Regions from separate parts of the Mus musculus genome. Here region 1 is linked to region 2. Evidence: chromatin loops called from intact Hi-C (ENCODE). Cell type or tissue: heart. All regions are shown on one strand. Each heading gives the region's core, and the rest is flanking DNA. Links, peaks and the distances in the headings are about the cores only. Region 1 overlaps Lpcat3 (lysophosphatidylcholine acyltransferase 3). Region 2 holds the start of Spsb2 (splA/ryanodine receptor domain and SOCS box containing 2).

Region 1 (8,903 bases), core at 1-5,000, 110 kb before region 2:
GCACGCCCTCATGTCTGCCCTCCCCTCCCCTTCTCTCTTTGCTCAGGGCTGTGTATTGACTACTACGATGGAGGCAAAGACGGGGTAAGTGTCCACGCTGTCAGAGGATAGGGACTAACCAGCGGGAAGGGGAAGGGCTGCTCTTACCAAGACCGATCCCCACCAGGGCAGAGCCTCTGCCTCATTCCCTAGCCTATGAGCTGTCTTCCAGCTGGGCAGGGCCGAGCCAGGGTAACTTGTCCAGGCTCCAGCTCTTGCACAAAGTCCAGAGATGAGTGCCAGCAAGGCATTTGTCACCACAGCCACAGGCAGCTGTTGGCTAAGCTACCCCACACATTTTCCCATGAAGCAACCTTCTACCTCCCATCCCACACTAAAGAGCTCCAGGCAGTGGGGCACAGATTGGAATGCTCAGAGGGAATGCCTCTGGGGTAAAATTCAAGGCTATCCTGAGCCGTACATTCTATTCTTGGCATAGAATTCCTTGACCTCTGAGCAACAGAAATATGCCATACGGGGTGTCCCTTCATTGCTGGAAGTTGCTGGCTTCTCCTACTTCTATGGAGCCTTCTTGGTAGGGCCCCAATTTTCAATGAACCACTACATGAAGCTGGTGCGGGGACAGCTGACTGACATACCAGGGAAGATGCCAAACAGGTAATCACACCGCCCTCCCTCCCCCCGCGCCCCCCCTTGTCAAGACCTCCATGTAGGGATTCTACCTAGTACAATCACTCTAAAGTGACTCTCCTAAAGGTCAGCCCTAGCACAGTGGCCCGATTGTCACAGTGTCACATGGACAATGTCTGCCCCAGCCGTTCAAGCTGACCCTAAAGCACACATGTTTTGCCCACAAGTTATGCTCCTCCCTTCAAAGCTTCCTCATAGAGGGAGACCCTGTTCAATATACAAAAATGTACACAGAAATATATACTTAAGAGATAATGCAAACGCCGCTGGAATGCCTTCACTGGGAACCTGTCCTCCTGTGTGCCAGCGCGAATTGAGATTGCTGGTTGTTCTGCACATGGTTGTTAGCCTTACCACTGACAAGTTCTGGGCTCAGTAGCTCTGAGGGTTAAAGCCTCCTGCACACTGCTCCCTCCTGCCCTCTCCTGTAACTGGGGTTTTCGAATAGCCAAGCAGAGAAAGCTGTCTCTCTGGGAAACAGCCCGCAGCCGTCGCCACACCCTGACATGCTCCTTTCCGTGACTACAGGTCAGAGGGTGAAGGGCGATGCTCTGCTGTCTGTGACCCCACTTGTTCCTTTCCAGCACCATACCTGCTCTCAAGCGCCTGAGTCTGGGCCTTGTCTACCTGGTGGGCTACACCCTGCTGAGCCCCCACATCACAGACGACTATCTCCTCACAGAAGACTATGATGTGAGTGTCTGTCAGCACAGGAATGTGACTACTGCCTCACACAAAGGGATAAGCAGAGAGCCCTGTAGATGGCAGACAAGCGCCATCTCAGATGTGTGTGGGGTTTTGCTAGTCTGTGAGAGTTGGTGCCACCCAGGCTAAAACCTGCATGGACAAACCTTGGGCATGGGGGGGGGGGAGCTCCAGGTGTACTTTTGCACGCCTTGCCCTCCCTCTCCCCCCCCCCCCCAAATAAGCTCAAGAAGCTCTCCCTTAGTGTTGTGACTTGGAGTGCTGCATCAGGTGGCTTTTTTCTTAAATTGACAGACTTAGGGGCTTGTCCAGAGGTGGTGCTTCGAGAGGAAAGCTGGCTTTTGCCACTTCCCCTGAAAAGCTCACAGGAGCTCCCCGTCATTCTGGGTAGATTTCTCTGCATTCCAGACTGTGCGGCTGGCTCTGCAAGGCCCCTCTGCTGACAACAAACGCCTAGGCCGTGCAGAGGAGGTGGATGCATATTGGCACCTCTTGGCTGGTTACAGGCAGGTGGGGGCTAGGCTGCCGTGGCACACGTGACATCAGAACTGATAGGAGTGGAGGAGCCATCCGCCAGTTTGAAGATATCTAGGGGACTGTGCCATGCCCGTACCTTCCCTAATGTTCCTGTGTTCTCTTCTTCAAGAACCGCCCTTTCTGGTTCCGCTGCATGTACATGCTGATCTGGGGCAAATTTGTGCTGTACAAATACGTCACCTGCTGGCTGGTCACAGTAAGTAGTATGTCACATTTAGACAAGCTGAGAAAAGGGGAGGCTTGGAGGCGGCGAGTGGCGAGAGCCCTAACCATCCTTCCCTTCAGGAAGGAGTGTGCATTCTGTCGGGCCTGGGCTTTAATGGCTTCGATGAAAATGGGACCGTGAGATGGGATGCCTGTGCCAACATGAAAGTGTGGCTCTTTGAAACCACCCCTCGCTTCAATGGCACCATCGCCTCTTTCAACATCAATACCAATGCCTGGGTAGCCCGGTAAGTATTGAGGCCTGAGCCCAGGCTCCTCCCACACTACACTGAGGGTAGGGGTGTTGTCACTTCTGTCCATGTCCTACTTAACACTCTAAGCTTTTGTTCTAAGGCCACCACCCCCCAAAAAATCAACCAACTCTGTGGAAGTAGCTCATCCTGTCCTTCCTTGCGTGCTGTTTATAGTGTCCCATCACTGGGTCTAAGCAGCCTGAGAACCATAGCAGCGTTGGTGCCAGACCCTCAGGACTCAGCTGTACCTGCTGAAGCAAGCGGCCAGTCCTCATGTACCCACCTAAGCCCATAGTCTGTGTTGTGTCTGATGTACCCTCAGTGGCCACAAGTGGGAGCCAGTCAGCACTCTACTCCTCAGGGCAGACCCAGATGCAGGAGTCAAGTCTGAGCTTCATCCTTACCCCACCCTCTTCTCTAGTTACATCTTCAAACGCCTCAAGTTCCTTGGAAATAAAGAGCTCTCACAAGGTCTCTCCTTGCTGTTCTTGGCCCTCTGGCATGGCCTACACTCAGGATACCTGATTTGCTTCCAGATGGAATTCCTCATTGTTATCGTGGAAAAGCAGGTAGGACTCGAGGGTGGGAGGAAAACGGATAGGGAGGAAGACGGGGACCGTGACCTCTCTCTTTCCACCCCAGGTCAGCAGTCTAATTCGGGACAGCCCTGCCCTGAGCAGCCTGGCCTCCATCACTGCCCTACAGCCCTTCTACTACTTGGTGCAACAGACCATCCACTGGCTGTTCATGGGTTACTCTATGACTGCCTTCTGCCTCTTCACATGGGACAAATGGCTTAAGGTAGTGAAGACCTGTAAGGCTGAGGGGGGTGGGGGTGTCACTAAAACCTCAAGTAGCAAGGGACAACCCACACCTCACATCTATTTCAGTGGTTTCTGTCTCCCCGCAGGTGTACAGATCCATCTATTTCCTTGGACATGTCTTCTTCTTGAGCCTACTATTCATATTGCCTTATATCCACAAAGCAATGGTGCCAAGAAAAGAAAAGTTAAAAAAGAGGGAATGATCTCTGTCTTTCCCTGGTAAGTAAAGTCTGCAGGCTACAGGCAGGCTAGAACCAGACTAGAAATGCCACTGGAAACTGAGGTGGACTTCAGTGCAGCTTGTCCCCAAGGGGGACACTGTAGGTTCTGCCTTGCTAGAAGGGCCTGGGGTCACTCTGGCAGCCTTCTGAGCACACGCCTTGCCCTGCAGGTGGCCGAGAGCTGGACTGGTGCAGAAACTACTTGTCTCCCTTCTCACAGCACTCCTCACCCCAGCAGAGACGCCAGGAGCTGGAAGTCACAGCACTCCCAGCTGTGCCTCTGCGACAGCCAAAGGGGAAGCTCTTGTGGGAGGAGCAGAGGGGCTGCACCCCCTTTGGACTCCCCCATGCACGTTGCCTTATCTCTCCCCTCTAGCCAGGAATCTGTTGTTTCTCTTCTGCCAATCTACTACGATTGTATATGTGCCGATACCGCCACCCCCCCCATGGGGGGAGGGAAGGGTACAAGGCCCTGCCTGCTCCACTTTTTCTATCTTGGAACTATACCAGATAAAATCACTTCTGTTTGTTCAGTTTTTCACTGCTAGCATCCCAGACTGCTTTCTTTCATACATAATTCTCCATGCTTGCTAAAGGTCATCATGGTCTCTCATTGAGAGCCACAGAAATCTAGGAAATCAGGAACGCCTACTGTCAAAATCTGGAACACCAGAATCTAAGGGGAACAGTTTACACTACCATGTACTGCTAAGTTTAAGAACCCTCAAAACAATCAGGTCTGAAAAAGAAAAAAAACGAAATAAAACTCTTTATAGGAAAAACAAAAAACAACTATACAGTGTTGTCTCCCCACTCTGCAGTCTTGGTACAGAAGATTATCTTCCAGCAGATCTTAGGAGCCAAAAGACAAACTGCCAAGAGTCCTTCCTGTCTGAGAACCAGGCCCTGCTGGGCTCAAATGACACCCCATACTTCTTCAAAAGCTGTGGTGACTTTAGCACAGGTAAGCGCAGCAGAGAGTGGATAGTTGCTGATGGACACCATCTTTTCTGTGTACTCCACACTGACCTGAGGAGAGACAGAGCTGGTCAGGTTCAGGGTAGAAAAGCATAGGGGCGCTATGTCTCAACAGCAGTGTGGTTCCTATCAAACTTTACAGAGCTGGCCATCTTAGCTCTCTGTGTGAGAAACAGGTGAGCCCTCAAAGTGAAGGCTGGGCCAGGACTGCAGCTACCGCCTGTCTTACCCCATTTGTAAGAACGGGGATTCTTAAAATGCCAACTGCTCCTGGAACCCTGCACTGAGCTTCAGCTCCAGGAAGAACCTAAGTACACAGCCCAGACTGTACCTTGCCATGGGCAAAGGCCCCCACCACAAACACAACTGGGTCACTACTGGGCACCAACTCTCGAATGTCACTGATGTCTTCAACAGAAAAGGAAGTGCCAATTTTCATACAGCCAACTGGGAAGTGGTCGGACACTGGATTCTTAATTACCTAAAGACAAAAAGAAGAGTCAGCGCCAGAACTGGCCCAGAACCTTACCAAAAGGTTTCTCCGGCTTACCTTCAATAGCTTCTGAGGGCCGTCGGCTGCTCGGACGCTCAGTTTGTGTAAAAGCTGAACTGGGGGGGAAAGAGAGTTCAGACGTGGGAAGAGCCGACACTCTTCCGCCTAAGCTACACAGCCTGGGGAAACTGGGCTATGTGTCCTTTACGTCACACAACAGTTATGGATTTCACTAATACCGATGACAAGCTCAGACAGCTTTACCCTCAGAGAGACTTCAGAGAGCAGGGGGCTGAACTTCCCTGGACTCCGTCCTGCCAGTCACTCCCCACTGAAGGAATGGGTGTGTGATTCTCCTGTCTCCTCTCTTTACTTTGCCAGTTCAGTCAGAACTTTAGTCCTAAGGCTTCTCACCCATGAGGCCACAAAATCGGTCAAAGGTTCTAGGAATTCGAGTCTGGGGGTTCACTTCAATCAGCACGTTCTTCTGTGTGTGGATGTAAACCTGTAGCAAGCCAGCTCGGTTCAGGGGGCTGTCCATAAGCATCAGCAGGCTCTGAGAAAGGAAGAGGGAAAGGCGTGGTGAAGCCTGAGAAACAGCATTCGCTCAGAGGGTCATTAGCTCTGCCCACACAGATACCTGGTGGGTGATGTCTGGTCTGACTTCCCCTGGGTCCCGTCCATTCTTCAACAACATGGACTTGTGCCTGTCACAGTTGAGTAGCTCGTAAGTTTTCCCTACCTGCAGAACAGAACATGATGAGAGCAATGGGAATCCTATCACCTAGCCCACTCTAGACCTAAGCCAGAAAGACTAAGTAGGGCTAGAAAGCTTTTCAGAGGATTGCCATATGTCCACATTCACACACAGGATAACTATCTCACACAATAAAGGAGACAAGTCATGCCACATTAAGCTTTTAAGGCCTATGGCTATCACTCAAGGTCACCTAAGTTCTAGAATCAGACAAGAGTTCATGAACAAGACTAGTCTCAAAAGCAGCACGTATATGCTGAGGAACATGCCAGTCTAGGATACAGCAAGACCCTGCTGCCTCAATCAAAACCTGACAATAGCAAACCATTGAGAAAAAGCTGGTGGACTGCAGCTCAGCAGCAGAGGGCTTGGCAGGGCCTGACTTCAATCCCCAGCACTACGAAACGAGCATATGAAAAGTGGGAGTAACCCAGAATCTGCACAAGCAAAGAGCCAAAGATCTAGTGTCAGAAAAATGCAACACCATAAATAGCAAGTGAGGTCTGCTCGGGCCTGCACTCAGAAATAACTCATTTGCAACCTCAAATCTCAAGGGACATTAGAATGGTCAGTAAGACCAGGTCTCAACCTGACTAGAGAGAGAGAGCTCAGCAGACAAAGGTACTTGCCACCAACCCCAAAGATCTGAGTTCAATTCCCATGACTCACATGGCGAAAGGAAGGAAACCAACAAGCTGTCCTCTGACCTTCATACATGTCCAAGTATATACACACATATACCACACAAAAGAACCCTGGGACAAGGCCTTTGACGTGGGTCAGTAGGTAAAGGCACTAGTTCCCAAACCTGACCTGACATCAATCCCAGAATGCACATGGTAAGAGAAAAACCACCTCTACCACCTCAGGTTGTCAGTGACTGAACATACGTACGCTGGAAGGTTTTTGTAAATCTAAAAACATTGTTATATGCAAACACTATTTTTAGGATTTATTTTATATATGTGAGTGCACTTTGCTCTCTTTAGGCACACCAGAAGAGGGTATTTGATCCCATTACAGATGGTTGTGAGCCACCATATGGTTGCTGAGAATTGAACTCAGGAACTTTGGAAGAACAGCCAGTGCTCTGAACCACTGAGCCATCTCTCCAGCTCACAAACAAGGGGTTTTTAAAGTCTGTGTATCACTAGAACTTGTTTGTTTGTTTGTTTGTTTGTTTTTGAGACAGGGTTTCTGTGTAGCCCTGGCTGTTCTGGAACTCACTGCGTAGACCAGGCTGGCCTCGAACTCAGAAATCTGCCTGCCTCTACCTCCCAAGTGCTGGGATTAAAGCCGTGCGCCACCACCGCCCAGCTTCACTAGAACTTTTTATGTCTAGAGACAAAGTGACAATACACATTTCAAAATATTTGGGGATGTAATTTTTGGAATTAACCAAATAGTTCAAACAATGTCAGAGGCCTGAAAAATGTCAGTGGTTAAGAGATATTAATATTACTCTTACAGAGGACATGGATTTGATTTCCTACCATCCATGTCAGGTGGCCTGTAACTCCATCTCCAGGGAAACCTGAAAACTCAAGCATTCAAAGGCATGTGGTACACACACACACATGGATAATTACAAATAAATACTGTCTGTATTCATGTAATCTTATGTGCATGTGTGCCTGCATGTATGTCTGCACTCTATGTGCATAGTGCCAGAGGAGGCTAAAAGAGGACCCTGGGCCCCCTGGAACTGGAGTTACAGTTGTGAGCTACCGTGTGGGTATTAGGAATTGAACCTGTTCCTCTGGAAGAGCAGCCAGTGCTCTTAACTGCTAAGCCATCATTTCTCCAGCCCCACATAAATCTTTTTTTAAAAGAGTCAGAGTAGGAGCTGGAGACGGCTCCGTGGTTAGGAGCCTTACTGTGCTTGTTTTTCTTGCAGAGGCCCAGATGTAGGTCCCAGCACCCACTTGGTGGTTCACAACCACCCGAAACTCAGCTCCAGACAACAGGCCTGCACACACATACACATATGTAAAGATAAATTTTCAAGCCAATGTCAGAGTAAAGTACATGGTCAGAAACTAAGTCCTTTGGATACTCTTAAATGTAAAAGAGAATGAACGTGGAATGGTCCGATTTCAACCCATTATTAGGATAAAAGTGGAGGTTTTGTGCTTTTAATTTAAGATGTATCTAATTTTACACGGATGAGTATTTAGCCTGTACGATACATATGCATCATGTGCCTGCCCGGCGCCTGTGGAAGTCAAAGGTGGGCATCGGATCCTGTGGAACTGCAGTGGCACAGCTGTGAGCTGGCATGTGGAAAGAACCACAACAGAAACCATCCAAGTGCTGCACTGAGGGCAGCGGAGAGAATGGTTTGTGGAGCCTGAGTCTGTGCACTGATCGGAAACCACAAACTGGAATGACCAGAACGAAACCATTGCCAGCAGTTCTCAACAGTTCTTAGAAGTTACTAAAGAGACAGGAGAAAGTTCAAAATCTCATACTCTGTCTTCATAGAAAGAGTAAACAATCTTGAGTCTACAAACTCAAGAACAGAAATGGTTCCTAATAGATGAACAGGAAATACCCAAGTGGCATCACTCCGCTGTCACCTCTGTACTCCGACATCAGTCTGTGTGTGTGTGTGTGTGTGCGTACATCAGTCTGTGTGTGTGTATGTGTGCGTACATCAGTCTGTGTGTGTATGTGTGCGTACATCAGTCTGTGTGTGTGTATGTGTGCGAGCGTGTAGGTACAATGTGCTTACATGTGAAGGCCAGAGGTTGTTGTCTCGTCTTCCTCGATCACCTTCTATTTTCTGACCTAAGAGTTCCTCATTGAACCTGAGGTCACCAATTCAGCTACCTGGCAGGCCGCCAAGCTCTACAAACTCACCTGTCTCTTCAATGCTGGGATTACAAACTGAGCTGGGCCCCTCCCTTCTTTCCTTCCTCAAACTCAGAGATCTACCTCCCCACCTGTCTCTCAGTGCTGGGATTAAAAGCATGCCTAGCACAGCCTGGGCTTCCTACATAGGTGCTGGGGCTAGAACACAGGTCCTCATGTTTGTGGGAGCGCACGGTAAGCCCTCCACTAAGCCATCTTCTCAGTCCGTGACGTAGCAGTTCCTTGGGCTAACCTCTAATAACTGAAGCAGCACCAGGTTGTGGTGGTTCGAAGCTAGCCTGGTCTGCAAAGCAAGTTCCAGAATAGCTAGGGCTGTCTGGAGATTAAAAAAAAAAAAAAAAAAAAAAAAAAAAAGGAGTGGCACCA
Region 2 (9,830 bases), core at 2,526-7,525:
GTCAAGGCACAGTTAAGGCGTTCTCCTAACTGCCCCCCCCCCCCCAATTCTGGGTCCAGATTGTGTTCTCCCTGCATCCAAGCCTTCTTACGGCTTGCAGTAAATAAAAACTTCCCAGTGTGGTTCTGTTTTGTTTTTAGCTAGGGTATATAGCCCAGGCTGACTCCATCGTCCTCCCTAAATAGCTAAGATTACAGGCGTGAGTCACCACACCAGGCTTCCCGTAACTCTTGCTTTCCCCTCAGGCTTTCCTTGGTCAGCTTTCCTCCAAAAGGTCTTTTCTAGCCCGACCTAGGGCTGCTCCTCTTATTCACAGGCTTTCAAGTTCCCACCCCCAACCCCACCCCGCCTCTCCCAGTCTTAGATCCAGGTTTCCTCTGGTGGAACATTCCAGACCTTAGTGTTAACGCCCGAAGCACAAACTGCGAGGGGAAGGCCCCGAGTGGCGGACCACTAGGACTGGCTGAGGATTCAGCAGCTACACAGTCGCGGTGGGGCATGCGAGATGCCCAGGCTGCCGCAGCGCACACTATGAGCCCACGCGTGACCGTCAGCCTGCATGAGTCAGCTTCCCCACCCGACCCAGCTAGTGCGTTCGTTGCCTTGGTTACGGGACTAGCTCCAAGGGTGTGGGGGCGGGGCCGGAGGCGGGGCCTATGGGCGACCAGTAATCCAAGTTTCTCAACCTCAGCCCAGTTGCCATTTCATCCTTATTGGTGAGTTTGGAAAATAGGCTTCCTTTTCAGATTTGATCGTTTCTGGTTTGCGTTACACATTATATAATACTACTTGTTTTTAATTGTTAATATGTATAAGCATATAAACGCAACCTGCTGAGTTAATTCAGTGTTGCTCCAATGAATATGGTTTTAGGACTGAGCACTGTGGTGTTGGAAAGTCCAAGTAAGAGGGCTCCTCCCTGAGGAACATTGATTCTCTCTCAGCAGCCATTAACTGCCTGCAGCTCTTCATCTAGGGGCGGGGCCTTGTATGATTTTCCGCCTCCTCCTTGGCGTCACCTGGTGGTGTCACTGCTCAGGCCTTGTTTAGGCAACCATATTGCTGCAATGTCGCCGGTGCAGCTTCTCTGTCCTATAAAGAAGTCTCTCAGCAGGTGTTCTAGTCTCCCCTCCACACCACCCCATTTTTACTAGCGCTTTAGTTCTGGCGAGGCTGAAGCTAACTGAATCTAAACCTTCCGTATAAGTCTGTAAAAACTGGAATAGTCTATTCTGAGAATAAAAGGTTGAGTTTTATAACAGACATATTGCACACGAACTCAACAGGGGTCTGGTTAAATAGGGCAGTGTGGCCAGCTTGTCAGATGGAAACTGAACTGGGGTTCCAGTGAGCCCAGTGCGGACTTTCTCTGTGTGGCTTAGATCTGTTTTGTTTTTTTTTTCAGTTAGGATGCATCACACTAAGGTACCTTGTCTCTTTACAACAGGACCCAATCAAAGGCAGCCCAACCATCTGGAATCTGGAAGAAGCTGGGTCTAGCACTCGGAAGGCAGAGGAAGGCGGATATATGAGTTCGAGGCCAGCCTGGTCTACAGAGCAAGTTTCAGGACAGCCAGGGCTAACACAGAGAAACCCTATCTTGAAAAACAACCAAAAGGGGAAAAAAATCAATCTGGAAGAAAAGCTGGCTTATTAGGGCTAATAGTGTGGGATTTAAATATATACAACCATGGCTTGCTCAGCCTGCTTTCTTATAGAATCCAGGACCACCTTGCCCAGGGATGGCACCACCACAATGGGCTCCCCCGTGCCCCACCCCCAACCTCACATCAATAACTAATTAAGAAAATGCCTAAGCCAGGAGTGGTGACGCAGGCCTTTAATCCCAGCACTCAGGAGGCAGAGGCAGGTGGATTTCTGAGTTTGAGGTCAGCCTGGTCTACAGAGTGAGTTCCAGGACAGCCAGGGCTATACAGAGAAACCCTGTCTCAAGAAAATGCCACCACTAGATCTGGCTATAAGGCATTTTCTTTCTTTCTTTCTTTCTTTCTTTCTTTCTTTCTTTGTTTTTGTTTTTGTTTTTGTTTTTGTTTTTGTTTGAGACAGGGTTTCTCTGTATAATCCTGGCTGTCCTGGAACTCACTCTGTAGACCAGGCTGGCCTCGAACTCAGAAATCCACCTGCCTCTGCCTCCTGAGTGCTGGGATTAAAGGCGTGCAGCACCATGTCCAACTGGCATTTTCTCAATTAAGGTTCGTTCCTTTCAGATAACTCTAGGTTCTGGGTCAAGCTGACACAAGGCTACACAGCACAGTTTGTATGCCACATTCAGTTCAGAAGACACCCAACCTCCCTGGAACTGGAACTTATGCACATTTGTGAGCTTCCACTTGGGAGTGGGAACCTGAACTGGGTCCTCTGCAAGAGCAGCCGTGCTCTTAACTGCTGAGCCATTTCAGCAGCCTCACATCAGAATTAAGTTAAAATTAGCCGGGTATGAATCATACCCTTAGAATCCTAGCATCTGAAAGCAGAGCTAAGAGAAACAGGGATTCAAGACCAGCTCTTGGCTACAGAGCCCGTCCTGTCCTAGGATGGGCTACAAGAGACTATTTCAAAGCCATCCAAACAACAATAACTACAACAACAACAAGGTTAAAATTAGGCTGGGCACAGGGTACACACCTTTAATGCCAACACTCAGGAGGCAGAGGCAGGCTGATCAGTGTGAGTTTGAGTTCAACGTGGTCTACATAGGGAGTTCTAGGCCAGCAGAGGTTACAGTCTCTCTCTCTCTCTCTCTCTCTCTCTCTCTCTCACACACACACACACACACACACACACACACACACACACACACGGTGGCATTATGGGATTTTTTTGGGATAAGGTTTCTCTGTCTAGCCCTGGCATAGATTCACTCTGTAGACTAGGCTAGCCTTGAACTCAGAGATCCGCCTGCCTCTGCCTCCCAAGTGCTGGGATTATAGGTGTTGCACCACCACTGCCCAGCCACTTTGGGATTTTTGAACTGTTATCAAGAGGCTTTCGAGGAGGTCAAACTTCAACAGCAACCTCTCCATGATAATGTAGCTAATGATCAAACGACACTCAAAACTAACCCTTAAAGCACACATCCACCAGACAGCGTGCCCACTCGTAGTTCCATTACTCAGGAGGCTGAAGCAGGAGGATGAAGGACTAAGGCTTCAGCAACCTAGGGAGCCGCAGGGGACAGTAGTCTCAATCCCTACATTCTCCTGAACACAGGAGCAGGAGTTCAGGAAGGGTGTCAAGGCCGCTTACTGATCTTAGGGCCTCAGGAATGACTAGCTCAGGCAGAGAGAGCAAAGGTCTCCAGTGGAGAAGTCTACACACACACACACACACACACACACACACACACACACACAGAATCCAAGGCGATGACGTCATCAAAGGGTTAATTCTAGTCTGGGATGGGGGGGAGGGTGGGGCACGCAGCTGTCAGGTGGCTTTGGAAAAATAAACTGCTGAAGAGTCTGACGCCAGGGAGTCCTGGGAGGGACAAGAGGTTACCCACTCAAAGAGTGTGCTCCACAAAGCATGCGCGCTTGTCCACGTCTGGAGTCGTCACTTATTTTTTGCCTGGATTCTTTGTAGCCGGTGGGTTCTCAAGGCGGTAAGTGGTGTGGCCGCCGTGGTCTGGGAGGTGACGATAGGGTTAATCGTCCACAGAGCCCAGGGGCGGAGCGCGGGCGGGCGTCCGCAGCCCCGCTGGAGCCGGAAGCAGTGGCTGGTCAGGGGCGCTTCTAGCCTTCCCTATCTGTACTTCCACAGAGGTCTCTGCGAGCTAGGGGGACAGTGAGGTGCGGGGTAGGGGCCCGGCGTTAGAGCCAGCAAGGGGACGGTTCACGGTAAGGTCTGAGGGAGAGAGAGCTCCTGAGAAACTTGGGGGGCGCGACACAGATAGGGTGAAAGCAGAGTGATAGACCTGGGATGGTTAGGGGACCAAGGGAAGACCAGGCTGGTTGGCATACACCGGTGAACGGATGGGAGTCCTAGGGAAAGATGATGCGCCTAACAGTCCTTTCTGTCTCCACACCACTCCAGGGGACGATCCGGAGCTCAACTTTCAAAAGCGAGACGCCCCAGCAAGCCTGTTTTGAGAAGTTCTTCAGCGGCTCTCCTCATGGGCCAGACGGCCCTGGCAAGGGGCAGCAGCAGCACCCCTACCTCGCAGGCTCTGTACTCGGACTTCTCTCCTCCCGAGGGCTTGGAGGAGCTCCTGTCTGCTCCCCCTCCTGACCTGGTTGCCCAACGGCACCACGGCTGGAACCCCAAGGATTGCTCCGAGAACATCGATGTCAAGGAAGGGGGTCTGTGCTTTGAGCGGCGCCCTGTGGCCCAGAGCACTGATGGAGTCCGGGGGAAACGGGGCTATTCGAGAGGTCTGCACGCCTGGGAGATCAGCTGGCCCCTGGAGCAAAGGGGCACACACGCCGTGGTGGGCGTGGCCACCGCCCTCGCCCCGCTGCAGGCTGACCACTATGCGGCGCTTTTGGGCAGCAACAGCGAGTCCTGGGGCTGGGATATTGGGCGGGGAAAATTGTATCATCAGAGTAAGGGCCTCGAGGCCCCCCAGTATCCAGCTGGACCTCAGGGTGAGCAGCTAGTGGTGCCAGAGAGACTGCTGGTGGTTCTGGACATGGAGGAGGGGACTCTTGGCTACTCTATTGGGGGCACGTACCTGGGACCAGCCTTCCGTGGACTGAAGGGGAGGACCCTCTATCCCTCTGTAAGTGCTGTTTGGGGCCAGTGCCAGGTCCGCATCCGCTACATGGGCGAAAGAAGAGGTGAGATACGGACTAGGTGTGGGGAGATCACTACTCTTGGCAATGGTTTGGGCTGGAAACTCATGGTTGGAGCACAGGAAGTAGGCTTCTTGTCACTTTGGCCTGTCACTTAGATGGCCTTGGATCTAGCTTCACTCCCAATCCCTATTGGATGTGATGCACAAATTCAGAGCCTTTGGGTCTCCCTCAGCTGAGGTGGCGGTGGAAATGGAGGAAGAAGGAAGGGTGCCTGAGCAGGATCTCAAGTTCAAGGATGCCTGGAGTTGCTTACTTACCTTGTCTTCCTTCTCTCTCCGCAGTGGAGGAACCACAATCCCTTCTGCACCTGAGCCGCCTGTGTGTGCGCCATGCTCTGGGGGACACCCGGCTGGGTCAAATATCCACTCTGCCTTTGCCCCCTGCCATGAAGCGCTATCTGCTCTACAAATGACCCAGTAGTACAGGGTGTGCTGGCACCCTACCGTGGGGACAGGTGGAGAGGCACCCGCTGGCCTAGACAACTTTAAAAAGCTGGTGAAGCTGGGGGGGGGGGGCTGGACCCCTTCACCTCCCCTTCTCACAGGAGCAAGACATATAGAAATGATATTAAACACCATGGCAGCCTGGGACAAAGAGGTTTTTGAAGTAAAAAATGAGATGTATTGTCACAACCTGTTTCATTATTGTTTTTTGTTTTGTTTTACACTCCCCCACCCCAGGCTAGAGCCCCATCACTGTCTTAAGGAATTATGACAACCCACAAAGCTCAGGCCCAGGTGTTTATTTCCCTTACATGTAGGATGGTTCACAAACACAATACAGGGGCTTTGGCACCGTGGGGGAGGGGACTATCCCAGGCCTCTTAGGGTCTCATGTATACCGAATTCAGACCCGAAAGCTCTGAATTTCTGCATCAGACATCCAGTAGAACTTGGGAGTGAAGCTAGAGCCAAGGCCATCTAAGTGACAGGCCAAAGTGACACGAAGCCCACTTCCTGTGCTCCAACCATGAGTTTCCAGCCCAAACCAATGGAAGGTGATTTCACTTGTCAGGGCCCAAAGGGACAGTCAGTTCTACTCCCTCCCCTCACTAGGAGCCACCTTGGTGACAGTTGATTCTACCCACTGTAAGTGGTAAAGGGATTGGCCTGGTCCCAACCATAATAGGGCGGTGGAAACGGCTCAGGAGGGTACAGCGTGGATTAGGCCACAAGATGGGGCAGATGATGTCATCAGAAGCATGTGACCGGTGGGAGCAGTTACTAAACTTCTGGGCAACCTAGTCCATGCTATGCAGGCAGGTAGAGGGATGGGCAGTGCTCATTGTTTGGCATTGATGATGTCCACAAATTCAGGCTTGAGAGATGCGCCACCCACAAGGAAGCCGTCCACGTCAGGCTGGCTTGCCAGCTCTTTGCAGGTTGCTCCAGTCACAGAACCTGTACCAGGAACAAGAAGACAGTTTGGTCAGGTCTATGATCAGAACACTTAAGCCCCACCTCTCTGTGCAAGGCAGCCTCAGTCTGTCTTAGCCCATTTCCGTCTTAGCTAGAGCCAAAGCCACTCACCTCCATAAATGATCCGGGTGCTCTGAGCCACCCCATCATTGACATTGGATTTCAGCCATCCCCGGAGCTTCTCGTGTACTTCCTGTGCCTAGAAGGAGGAGGCAGAGCTACTAAGTAAGCTCCTTCCTATCTATCATTCAAGGAGTAAAAACCACTGGTTCTCACATAGAGTTGAGTTTCCAGAAAAGCCCCGGGACCAGAGAGTGGCAAGGCTCCAATCCCACCAGGCTTGGAATGAACATTTTTGGCAAAGTCACTCTCCTTGGTGAGTTTGGGGGCCCTCTGTCTCTAAAGGGGCTTGGATGGGCTCCATAGCTGTGTGAGTCTGTTAAAGCCGGACAGGCTGAGGAGCTCTGGGTAGTTACCTGCTGAGGGGTTGCCGTCTTGCCAGTCCCAATGGCCCACACAGGTTCATAGGCCAGGACCACCTTGCTCCAGTCTTTCACATTATCTGTGGGGCAGAGAGGAGAGTGAGTAGGAAGGAGCTGACCCGCCAAGCTCTCCTGTTATAACAGTTATGGCCTACAGCCCCTGGTGGGCTTCTCCTTCCCCCTTTTAGAAACAACTTGTGCGTGCGTGTGTGCGCGTGCGTGTGTACAAGCTATAGCACACATATGAGGGCAGAGGACAACTTGTAGAAGCTGGATCTTTCCTACCACGTGGCTGTCTTTGGAGGACTCAAACTCAGGGCCTCAGGCTTTACCCACAGACCCTGCTAGCTTTTGAAGGTGGGGTTTGAGCCTTCTGTAGGAACAGTGACAAGAACCATTCAGGTCGCCCTCTTTCCCCGGGGTCAGTATGACTCAGGCAGGCTGTGGGACCTTTGACCTCCCGCCTCCATCCCTGTGGCCTTTGCTAGACTCAGAGAGCCGTGTCTGCAGAGATACCTGCGATGACCTTGGTTTGCTCGAACACGACCTTCTCGGTGATGCCGGCTTCCCTTTCGTCTAGCTTCTCCCCGATGCAGGCGATCACCCCGAGTCCCTCTGCTAGGGCGTGGCTCACTTTCTGGCCAATCAGCTGTTGAAGAACAAATGCTAGGTAGGTAAGATACCCTCTCCCCCAGGATCAAAGCATCCCCTATCTCCCCTCCTGTTTACTGACCTCATCTGATTCTCCAAAGACATGTCTTCTTTCTGAGTGCCCCAGCACGACCCAGGTGGCTCCTAAGTCTTTGATCATGCCAGGGCTAAAACAAACACACACCAAAGTTCGGCAAGAAGCCCTCACGAGGAAGGTTTTCCCTCTACATCCCTCTCTGCCTCCATCTCACCTGATTTCCCCAGTGAAGGCCCCATTGGTCACTTTGTAGCAGTTCTGTGCGGCCACAGCAATTTTGGGATCCAGCTTCTGTCTGGCAAAGTCGATGTAAGCGGTGGGCGGTGCACAAACCACCTCTGAGGACGAGATCAGAGAAAGCCCCTCACTCTTCAGGCTCCCGGTCTTGCATTCACTTTCTTGGTTCTACTTTCCTTCGTTTTTCAGTCCAGAAAGTTGACCTTTGTCCACTACAGAGCCCAGGCTAGGCCTGTAGCAATACCAGAGCCTTCCCAATGCCTCTGATAGGCCACGGCCCTTACCCTGCCCTCTGCTCTTTTAACAGCTGTGGCTCTAATTTCCTCAGGCTATTCTGGGAATGGGCATCTCCTCGACTCAGCATTCTCCAGGGGTAACCCCTTTCTAAAATAGCCCATCCCACATACCCATCCCGGGAAGGATTTTTTAGCATAAGAGGTCCACCGCGGGAGTTTGTATTGGGCTCTTCGGGAAATGGATGATCAGAGAGAATACCCTTTGGCCATTCTCCAGGTTCCCCGATTTAGGTGGGTAGAAGCGGGAAGGATGGAGGGGTAGTGTCGTGAGCAGCAGGGAACTGACTAGCCCACAGAGACCTTGTGTTTTCCTATTTCCAGTCTGAGAAGAGCTGAATTTTTTTTTTTTTTAATTCCCCAACGGCTCAGCATGTTTGGCATCTGCTAGGGGCCTAAGGTGGAAGGCAGGAGTGGCCCATGCTGTGAAGGATAGGGATGTGGAAGCCCCCAGCTCAGAGGCCTAAGCATACGACGGCGCGGGGAGGAGTTTCGGGCTACGTGCAGAGACGCACGGAGCCAGAGGCCGAGGGGGCAGGTAGCTGAGAGCCCGCGCAAGCTCAGCTTCCTCCCTCACAATCTGGGGGACACGTGCCACTTGCTTATCCAACCCGACACTGGTTCTTCTTCTCGACCCTAACCCCTAACTGGTGCAGCTCCGGTCCACTCCCAAGGGCGATCTTCTTTGCACCCTGCCCCCAACCCCAAGAACCCCTTTCGGGCCCCACAAACCCAGTGCAGCATTTAAATGCTTTTCCTCTTCAGCAAGTCTCTGCTGCCGGGACACCAAATGGCTCTTGTCCCCAGGCCACCATCCAGGTCCACTCAGACACTGAGCAGGTGGTGCCACGCCCGACCCTCCACCCCCACGTCCCGCCGCCCCTGCTAAACAGAGAGCTCACCGGTGCCTGCCGGCACGTTGGCTGCGTTCAGGGTGCAGATGAGTTCTCCCAGGCACTTCTTCCTCCCGTTCATCTTCCAGTTGCCCCCAACGAAGAACTTCCTGGTAGGCGCCATTGTACCAGGCTCAAGTCTCTGAAGGTCAGTACAAACGCACGGCTCTCTCCACTGGCCACTTATATAGATGGCTGTGAAGCAGAACTCCTCCTTCTCCCCGCCCTCCGCCATGGTTAGCCCGGCCCCTTGCTGCTCCGCCTTCCCCTCCATCTGCCTCTCCACCTCCCGGTGTTTCGACGTTCTGGCGTTCTAGAGCAATCAATGTTCTAGAGGGTTCAGGGGGCTCAAACGTCCTGCCTCAGTGGCTCGACAGTTGAGATGTTGAACCTCGCGCTCAGGGAAACAAACTTTTTGGGATTTCAGAAGACCAAGGGGCATTTCCTGTGGAGGTGACAGCAGCAGGGCCTTGGACCCTGGGGTTGAGGGCACCTTTCCAACTCCGAAAGCGCCCCATTCCCTCATAGCATAAAGCAAAGTCACGGTTGAGGAGCCCTTCCAGTAATCACAAGGAAGGGGGCCAAGTGTGTCACCAACGTCGCTGGTGATTACGGGGTCCTTGCAGTTGTCAGACCTTGGCCAAATGGAGCAGAGTGGGACACTAGTGTGTGGGGGGCAGGGAGGGAGGCAGGCTGGCTGCAGCCGTGTAAAGGAGTCAGCTGATATCAGTCAGTGTGGACTGCCCACCCTGCCCTAGGTCCTTCATTTGCCCAGCAACAGTGGGGCTAGACCAAGTGCATGGTCAGTTGGGGGGGGGGGGGTGATGCAGCCTCGCTTCTGAATTTTCCCTTTATTTCCCATCCCCCCACCTCAGTTTTCTGAGCATTTCTAGAGCTAGAGAAAAGGAAATTGCCTGGGGGGGGGGGACGGCAAAGGACCCCAGTTGGGCCTCTCTAAACCTTCCCCTTCCAGTAATCCTCCCCAGAACTAGTAAGTCTCCCCCA

Evidence for each region. Hi-C counts contacts between places; a loop is a spot of excess contacts. Peaks named below come from ENCODE experiments on the same cell type or tissue, not always from the same donor. Only the 100,000 strongest peaks of a DNase experiment are listed, where the experiment ranks them.
Region 1: it touches region 2 in a loop (2.4-fold over the local background); 3 of 42 quality-filtered maps call a loop at or near these places.

Annotation. Positions count from the first base shown.
Region 1 is chr6:124,700,195-124,709,097 of GRCm38, forward strand. It overlaps Lpcat3 (lysophosphatidylcholine acyltransferase 3), which reads left to right. Exons shown (of 13, transcript NM_145130.2): 5 at 47-84; 6 at 479-657; 7 at 1,275-1,383; 8 at 2,042-2,128; 9 at 2,218-2,384; 10 at 2,812-2,959; 11 at 3,033-3,191; 12 at 3,301-3,433; 13 at 3,606-4,522. The coding sequence ends at 3,417. It overlaps Emg1 (EMG1 N1-specific pseudouridine methyltransferase), which reads right to left. Exons shown (of 6, transcript NM_013536.2): 2 at 5,547-5,648; 3 at 5,321-5,462; 4 at 4,964-5,022; 5 at 4,745-4,894; 6 at 4,176-4,464. The coding sequence ends at 4,351. Among named protein-coding and RNA genes, the nearest start is that of Emg1, 7.5 kb to the right of the region's middle. In heart, for the core only: CTCF peaks have their summits at 1,453 (motif pointing right) and 2,713 (motif pointing right); DNase peaks (open chromatin) are centred at 257 and 2,697.
Region 2 is chr6:124,805,174-124,815,003 of GRCm38, forward strand. Spsb2 (splA/ryanodine receptor domain and SOCS box containing 2) reads left to right here and starts at 3,745. Exons shown (of 3, transcript NM_013539.2): 1 at 3,745-3,857; 2 at 4,054-4,796; 3 at 5,096-5,443. The coding sequence starts at 4,133. The coding sequence ends at 5,226. It overlaps Tpi1 (triosephosphate isomerase 1), which reads right to left and starts at 8,985. Exons shown (of 7, transcript NM_009415.3): 1 at 8,835-8,985; 2 at 7,617-7,740; 3 at 7,448-7,532; 4 at 7,231-7,363; 5 at 6,709-6,794; 6 at 6,344-6,431; 7 at 5,413-6,214. The coding sequence starts at 8,949. The coding sequence ends at 6,096. In heart, for the core only: a CTCF peak has its summit at 4,490; DNase peaks (open chromatin) are centred at 3,748, 4,478, 5,148, 5,608 and 4 weaker places; H3K4me3 peaks cover 3,536 bases; H3K27ac peaks cover 4,009 bases.